Linked DNA regions of Homo sapiens: all the other regions are linked to region 1. A link is a loop called in an ENCODE intact Hi-C map of the cell type or tissue named here. Cell type or tissue: heart right ventricle. All regions are shown on one strand. Region 1 overlaps MGAT4A (alpha-1,3-mannosyl-glycoprotein 4-beta-N-acetylglucosaminyltransferase A). Region 2 overlaps CRACDL (CRACD like). Region 3 holds the start of MGAT4A (alpha-1,3-mannosyl-glycoprotein 4-beta-N-acetylglucosaminyltransferase A).

Region 1 (2,500 bases):
AGCTAATTTTTGTATTTTTAGTAGAGATGGGGTTTCACCGCGTTGTTCAGGCTGGTCGCGAACTCCTGACCTCAGGTGATCCACCTGCCTCGGTCTCCCAAAGTGCTGGGATTACAGGTGTGAGCCACCGCGCCTGGCCTTCTTTACTTTTGAATTACAATTTTGTCAGATATAATATTCTTGGCTGGCCAGTTTTTGTTTAGTATGTTTTAGCACTTTGAACATATCATTCCACCCTCTTCTAGCCTATAATAAAGTTTCTTCTGGGAAATCTGCTGATAATCTAATAGACGTTATCTTGTATTTGTTGGGTCACTTTCCTCTTATGGCTTTCAGGATTCTTTGTGACTTTTGACAACTTCATTATGATTCTTCTTGGTGTAGATCAATTTATTGTAGTTGGGGTTCTTTGAACTTTTTGAATTTGTATGTCCATTTCTATCCTCATATTTGGGAAGTTCAAATAGGCTCTCTTCTCCTTGTAGAACTCTCATAATGTGTATGTTGTTTCACTTTGTGCTGTCCATAGGTCCCTTAGGGTATCGCTATTTTTCTGTTATTCTTTTTTCTTTTTGCTCCTGTGCCTCAGTAATTTCAAAAGTCCTATCTTTAAGTTCACTGATTCTTCTGCCTGCTCAGGTCTGCTGTTTAGTCCTTCTAGTGAAATTTTCAATTCAGGTTTTGTATTCTTCAGTTTTAGAATTTCTGTTTGGCTCTTTATAGTTTCTATCTCTATTGATATTCTCATTTTGTTCATGCATCATATTCCAAATTTCATTTAGTTGTCTGTCTCTGCTCTCTTTTAATTTACTGAGCAATCTTATGACAGTTATTTTGAATTACTGGGCAGTTCATATGTCTTCATTTCTTTGGGGTTGGTTTCTGGAGTTTTAACTTGTTCCTTTGGATATACCATATTTTTGTTTATTTGTATATCTTGTTTTTTGTTGTTGGGATCTTGGCATTTGAAAAATCAGCCACCTCTCCCAGTCTTTGCAGTTTGGTTTTGTAGTGGAAGGATTTTCTTCAGTCAGCCTAGTTAAAGACTCTGGAGCCCTTTGAGCCTTTTCTGGGGCCATGTCCTCTCTGCTTGTGGGTGTAATCTCCTAATTGAAGTTGACTGGTTTCTAGTCAGGAGCTCTGCAGCACTGTGGCCTTGTTGGTATTGTAGTAAGCTGCAGTACTGGAGCTCCACCTAGTTTCTGTCTCTGGTACTGCAGCCTCTGGTGCCAACTGATGGCCTTTGTTCTTAGCTCCCAACCTGGTGCCCTGTTCCTGACACTATGATTTAGATGAGACAGAAATCATTCCCTCTGGCTGCACTCGAAAAAGTCAAAAACACTGGGTATACACCAACTTCTTTCTCTCCTTAGGGAGAAGTCGGGAATTGAGTGTTTCCTCACTGTGGTCTGTGCCCAAGAGAGGGCCTCTGGCTGTGGAATGCTCAGATTTTAAATCTGTGTCTCGTGTGGGGAATGTGTCTTGTGTGTCTGGGTTTCCTGTTTCTGTCTCGCTGATGTCACTCTCACACAGCCCTCTTTTACAGTAGAGGATCATGCTGTATGTACTGTCTGATAACCTTTTTTGCTGTCACTTAACATACTGTTGATAGGTACCTTGCTATGCCAGTAAATACAGATTGGTGTGATTTTTAATCCCTTCTTGAAGTCCTGTTATTCAGATATCATAATCAACCTTCTTGTTGGTCATTTAGATTGTTTCTAATTGTTCAGTTCTTTCGAAGTCAAATTCAATGAACATTCTTTTGTTTTTCAGAGACAGAGTCTGACTGTCACACAGGCTGGAGCGCAGTGGCACAGTCATAGCTCATGGCAGCCTCAAACACCTGGGCTCAAGTGATCCTCCTGTTTTAGCCTCCCAGGAAGCTGGGACTAAGGCATGCACCACCATACTGGGTTAATTTTTGTATTTCTTTTTGGTAGAGATGGGAGTATTGCTAAGTTGCCCAGGCTGGTCTTGAACTCCCGGCCTCAAATGATCCTGCTGCCTCTGCCTTTCAAAGAGCAGGTGTTACAGGTTTGAGCCACTGGTCCACTGGTGTCAGTGAGCTTTTTTTTTTTTTTTGGAGACAGGGTCTTCCTCTCTTGCCAAGGCTGGAGTGCAGTGGTGCAAACACAGTTCACAGCTCGCTGCATCCTTGACCTGGGTCATATGATCCTCCCACCTCAGCCTCCTGTGCGGCTGGGGCCACAGACATGCACCACCATGCCTGGCTAATTTTTTTTTTTTTTACTTTTTGTAAAAACAGGGTCTCACTTTGTTGCCCAGGCTGTTTTTGTTTGTTTGTTCGAGACATAGTCTCCCTCTAGCCCAGGCTGGACTGCAATGGTGTGATCTCAGCTCACTGCACCCTCTGCCTCCCGGGTTCAAGTGATTCTCCTGCCTCAGCCTCCCAAGTAGGTGGGATTACAGGCACTTGGCACCAGGCCTGGCTAATTTTTTGTATTTTTAGTGGAGACAGGGTTTCACCATGTTGGCC
Region 2 (2,500 bases), 180 kb before region 1:
GCCAACAATCTGATATAAAATTAGATTTATTTGTTTGTGTTTGTTTTCTAGTTTTAGAGATTGTTTTATTTCTCTTTTTGTTTGGTTTCATCTTTTAATTATATAAAACGTTTGCATAGTTTCAAAGACAAAGTTGTCAATGTAGGTATCTTTGCACTATGTCTCCTCATCTAGTTATTTCTTTCCCCCAAAGAAAACCACTTTTATTTATTTGTTATTTATTCTTCTATTTTCATTTTTTTAAAATATAAGAAACACACACACATGTTCAGATAATATCCAGGCCCCCCTTTCCCATGCAGTGCTGACATGCTGTGAACATTGTTCTGCAGTGGTTGTTATTTATTGCACTTAGTAGTATCTGGTGATGCCTGCATGCAGCGTGTAGAGACCTTCCTGCCCATCAGACCAGCTGTGGAGTCCTCCATTGTATGACATTCATGGTTGATTCAGTTAGATGCCTACTGAGGGGCACTAGGTGTTTCCCATCTTTCACTCTTTTGAATATTGCTGTAGTGAATGGCCTTGCACATGTGCCATTTTGTGTTTTTGCAGAGGCCTCTTTATGCTGCCTCCACTCCTCATTACATCCAAAGCGGAGGTGCTTGGGTGGTGGTTGTGGTTCCCAGAGAGTGTGGGCCATGGGCTGTCCACTGGGGGAGGGATATCCAAGTGTGTGTGTGACCTTTGGGTTAAGAGCTGCCCTTGGCAGGGAGGTCCTGATTCCTTCAGTTGGCGTAGTTCCCTCCCTGGCATGTGAGGACACACACATCCTGGGAGCCATGGGTTCCCACTTGCAAGCTTACTGTTGCAGGCGTGAGAGTTTAATTAGAAGGAAGCATTATTAGCCAACACAGTTTGATCTACAGTTGGACAGGGCCACACCTCAGAGTCCTTAATGCCCCACAGTGGACAGGATGCCCAGGGTAGGGGAGTGGCAGGAGGGAAGTGGGTGGGGTGGTGCACACAAGATGTCCAGTGTGTGCAGAGGCAGGCTTTCCTTCCTTCATCATCAGATCTCAGTCATCTCCTTCCACCTATTGTTCAGGCAGCCAGTGCTGCTAGGAAAACTTGACAGCTAATTCCCACATCCTTTTAGGACATTTTGTGAATGTCCTGGGGGTTCAGTCCCAGATCAGATTCTTGAGTTCAGAGCTGAGGAAAGGACTGGGATGGCGATGACAGAAGGCCACCATCTCTGCTCCAGGATCTAGGCAGGCACAGAGGTTTTGGTCACACAGATGGTGCCAGGTCATAAAAAGAGGCCATGGCTTTGCAGATTTGCAGTTCTCATTTCAAACCACCCACGGATGTATGTCTTGGTCTGTGTGAGGTGTGTGTGAGGATGCGTTCATCAAGCAGGCCCTCAGCCTGCTGCACACACAGCCTTCAGCCCACGGAGGGCCTGCATGTTTGCCCACAAGGCGTGACCTCACCCTCCCTGGGGCAGCCGGGACAGGCCTCCTCAGAAGCTGGCCGTGCCAGCCCCTCCCCTCTGCAGGCTTGCTGTCTTGCACCTCACACCTTATCAAACCTTGGTTTTTTCATTAATACAAAAATAATTCACACAACCTTTAGATCTCCTAGGAAAATTCCTATCTCTGCAATGCTCCAAATAGTTGACTGGCATTTGACAGCGTGTGGATGAACTGAAGTCAGGGACCACTGAAATGTAAATGCAGCAGAGGGAGTGTTGTTTGATGTTCTGTTCACTCACATCCCTCTTTCTCATTCTGAGCCCCCCAGGGGTCAGTAAGATGGAGGTGGGCAGAGTCTCACAGTGGCTCTTTTATCCTAGGGAGTCGAGGGGCACGCTGGGCAGCCGGGCCCTTTCTCACGACAGTATTTTCATTCCTGAGTCCGGACAGGACGCTACTCGGCCTGTGCGGGTGTTTTCCCAAGAAAATGTGTGTGATCGGATTAAAGCTCTGCAGGTAAATGTTTCCTTGGTCATGTCGCCTGGTGTGCAAGTCAAATATCCATCAAGAAGTTTTTAAATGATTTCTGCTTGGTTTATTTGATATGCTGTAAAGTAGAATCACATGTACATGACAGCTCCCCCAGGACACACCAAATGAGCTGCAGTGGGATCTCGACTCATTCTTAGATGAACAAAGAAGAGATGGCAGTGGAAGAGCTGGTGGCAGATGCACGTTCAGTTCAGTTCTCTGCACCACACCAAGATACTGAAGGCATTTCCAGCATGAATGAATTAGAGCAGGAGGATTTGTTGATAAATATCATTGATGAAAATAAGAGCACATGTTCTTTATTCCAATCTAGTTAAAAATACAGTGTAATGTGAAAATGGGGCCACCACCTCCTCCAGGGGGGCTTCCTGCCAAGCGGGGAGAGGATGCCGGCATGAGCTCTGAGGACGACGGGCTGCCCAGGAGCCCCCCAGAGATGTCTCTGCTGCACGACGTGGGTCCTGGTACCACCATAAAGGCAAGTGCGGCCTGTACCACTGCATGTCTTCATCCACACCTGCCCTGGAGGG
Region 3 (2,500 bases), 82 kb before region 1:
TGTTCTGATTGATGCCTCTTAAGAGTTTTCGATTATTGAAATTACTGTTTTCTGAAAAGAATCTACTTATTACTTTGGGAGTTTGGCAGGAACAAGGCTGCCTCCTTGATCTTTGGCCCCTCAATTCCCTTACAGGTTACTCGGTAGGATTGCTGTAAGGATTATTGCGGCAATAAAGTTAACACATCCCTTGTTTTTGAACCATTACCAGCTGTGTGACCTTGGGCAAGCCCTTTCACCTCTCAGCTAGTTTCCTCTTATGAAAAATGGGGAATAAATTTAAAACATGAGATATGCAATAAACGATCTAACACCCATGCCTGCTATACGGTTGCCTGCTATACAGTTAAGTATTCAAAAGAGGACGTACCCAGGGGTAGTTACTGTTAGCACAAGTCCTATGGATACTATGAAAAACAGGGACAGACCACCCAGGCTTTCTACAAACGAGTCAGTTTTTTGCCTTTGAAGTTAACCTCTAACCTTGTGAAACGGCGACAGATAAGGACATGGGGTTCAAGAAAACGGGGCATAGTGGAAAATCAGGGGCATTAGCACCCAACGATGTGCGTTGAAACCCTAGTTGTTTTTCTCCTTCCCAGTTGCTGAAATCAGCCCTTCTGGCCGATTCGCGGGGTTCTCACCGGGAAGTTGGGGCTGTCGCGACCGTCCGCGGGGCCTCGGGAGCTCCTGTGGGGCTGGGCCCGGGACCTGTCCCCGGGGAGGCCGCCCAGTTTGGGCGGCCCGGAGCGGGGCGCGCCGCTGGGAAGGGGCCGGGTCGAGGCAGGCAGGCGCCTGGGAGCTGGGGCAGCCCCGGGTGGTCGGGTCGCGCGCCGAGGCGCAGGCCGAGGGCTCGCCCGGGCCTTTGTTGGCCGCCGGAGCGGTCCCTGCACGCGCCGGGAGGATCTCAGCCAGATGTGGCAGCGGGGCGGCGGGGAGCAGGCCGGCGCCCAGAGCTGGGACCCGAGACCGCGGCTCCGCTCCGGACCTCGCCGTGACACCGATGAGCCGGGCCAGCCTCCCGAACGCTCCGCAGGCTGCGTGGCGGCGCCCCTAAGTGACAGTCGCGCGGGCCACTGGTGGGGCGCGGGGCGCGGGGCGCGGGGCCCGCGGGGCCGGCCAATGGCTGGCGGGGTCGGGGCGGCCCGGCGGGGCGGGGCGGGGCGGGCGCTCCAGCGGCGGGGGCGGAGCCGGCGGGGCGGGCGGGGCGGCCCGCAGCGGCGGCGGCAGCGGCGGCGGCGGCTACAGCAGCTCCGCCGGCAGCCGCGGGAGCACGGCGACGCCAGCGGCGGGTGAGGGGCTCGCGGCGGCAGCGGCGGCGCGCGGGGGCGGGAGGGGGCGCGGGGCGGCTGCGCGGAGGGCGCGGGAGTTGGGGGCGGCGCCGGCGGCCGGGCTGGCGGCCCCGGGCTGCGGGAGATCCACCTGCTGGTAAAGGAGCCTACTGCGCCGCGGCCCGGCCGGAGCTCTGTGCGGGGGAGCTGTTGGCGCCTCTGGGCGCGGGGCCGGCTCCGGGAGCGGCTGGGCCTCGGGGGCGGGCGGCGGGGCGCGGGCCGGGCCGTCCTCCCAGCGTCCCTGCCCCGCACCGCGCACCCCTCGGGGTCGCGCGCCCTCTCTGCGGCCGGCTCGGCGCCTGGTGCGTTCCTGGCGCTCCCCGGCGTGGCGGGGCTCGGCGACTTTGGGGGAAAGTGGAGCAAAGTGCTGATCCGGGGGGTGCGGAGGGGGAGGGACAGCTGCCTGTGGGACCCGGGGGCTGCGCGGGAGTCGGCGCTTTCGCGGGGGCCGCGGGGCAGGTGGGCGGGGCCGGACGGTCCGAGGCGCAGGGGCAGGGGCTGCTCCCGAGGGGACCGGCCGTGCAGCCTTCGCAGGGAATTTTCACACAAAGTGAAGGGCTGCGGGGCCCGCGTGAAAGAGCAGCCCCCGTTTCCCCAGGCCTCAGCTCTCTCCGTAATGAGGAAGCTGCAGTAGGACCCTGAGGCTGGGTCTCGGTGACTCCACCAAGTGTGCCAGGTGACATCTCGGAGGCGAGCTTTTCTGAGCTGGCAGTCGAGCCACTTGCACACCCGCCTTTATTCCTCGCAACAGTGTGTTTCTCTGGAGCGGTTTCATTGCCTACATTCCGCATTGGAAAATAGAAGCAGGCACAATGTATGCTTTGAATGCTTTCCACGTATTTTGCTGTTGTGCTTTTGCTGTTGGACAGATTATTTGATAAAAGATAATGACAGTCGTTCGTTGGAACGTAGACTGTAAATTTAGAATAAAAATATGCGTTTTGTGGTTTATGTTTCTTTTTCTGAATGTTTAAAAAACAGTTTGATGAACAGGTTATCTTGACATAGATTTCTTTAACCCACACGTGTAAACCCGAAAACGCACTGGGCGATGACATTACGTAAGCTGTATTAAAGAAAACTACTGACCCGTTTATAAATGGCAAATAAATGAATTTTGCCACAATTGTGGTGTGTAAAGTTATATAGGCTTACGTCATGGATTTTAT

The links. Hi-C counts contacts between places; a loop is a spot of excess contacts. Peaks named below come from ENCODE experiments on the same cell type or tissue, not always from the same donor. Only the 100,000 strongest peaks of a DNase experiment are listed, where the experiment ranks them.
Region 2: it touches region 1 in a loop (10-fold over the local background); 107 of 110 quality-filtered maps call a loop at or near these places.
Region 3: a loop joins it to region 1, with 2.8 times the contacts of the local background. A loop is called at or near these places in 45 of 110 quality-filtered maps.

The regions. Positions count from the first base shown.
Region 1 is chr2:98,648,308-98,650,807 of GRCh38, reverse strand. The region is part of intron 8 of MGAT4A (alpha-1,3-mannosyl-glycoprotein 4-beta-N-acetylglucosaminyltransferase A); the gene reads left to right. Among named protein-coding and RNA genes, the nearest start is that of UNC50, 41 kb to the right of the region's middle. In heart right ventricle, CTCF peaks have their summits at 999 and 1,200; a DNase peak (open chromatin) is centred at 1,197.
Region 2 is chr2:98,832,296-98,834,795 of GRCh38, reverse strand. It overlaps CRACDL (CRACD like), which reads left to right. Exons shown (of 10, transcript NM_207362.3): 4 at 1,799-1,934; 5 at 2,284-2,448. Among named protein-coding and RNA genes, the nearest start is that of LINC02611, 62 kb to the right of the region's middle. In heart right ventricle, no CTCF peak of the experiment used is centred here; a DNase peak (open chromatin) is centred at 949; H3K27ac peaks cover 2,500 bases.
Region 3 is chr2:98,729,840-98,732,339 of GRCh38, reverse strand. It overlaps MGAT4A (alpha-1,3-mannosyl-glycoprotein 4-beta-N-acetylglucosaminyltransferase A), which reads left to right and starts at 1,208. Exons shown (of 16, transcript NM_012214.3): 1 at 1,208-1,292. LOC107985922 (a long non-coding RNA gene) reads right to left here and starts at 1,059. Exons shown (of 2, transcript XR_007087150.1): 1 at 645-1,059. RefSeq lists silencers at 260-554, 661-850, 871-1,200. In heart right ventricle, no CTCF peak of the experiment used is centred here; DNase peaks (open chromatin) are centred at 1,059, 1,379 and 1,989; H3K4me3 peaks cover 2,175 bases; H3K27ac peaks cover 2,203 bases.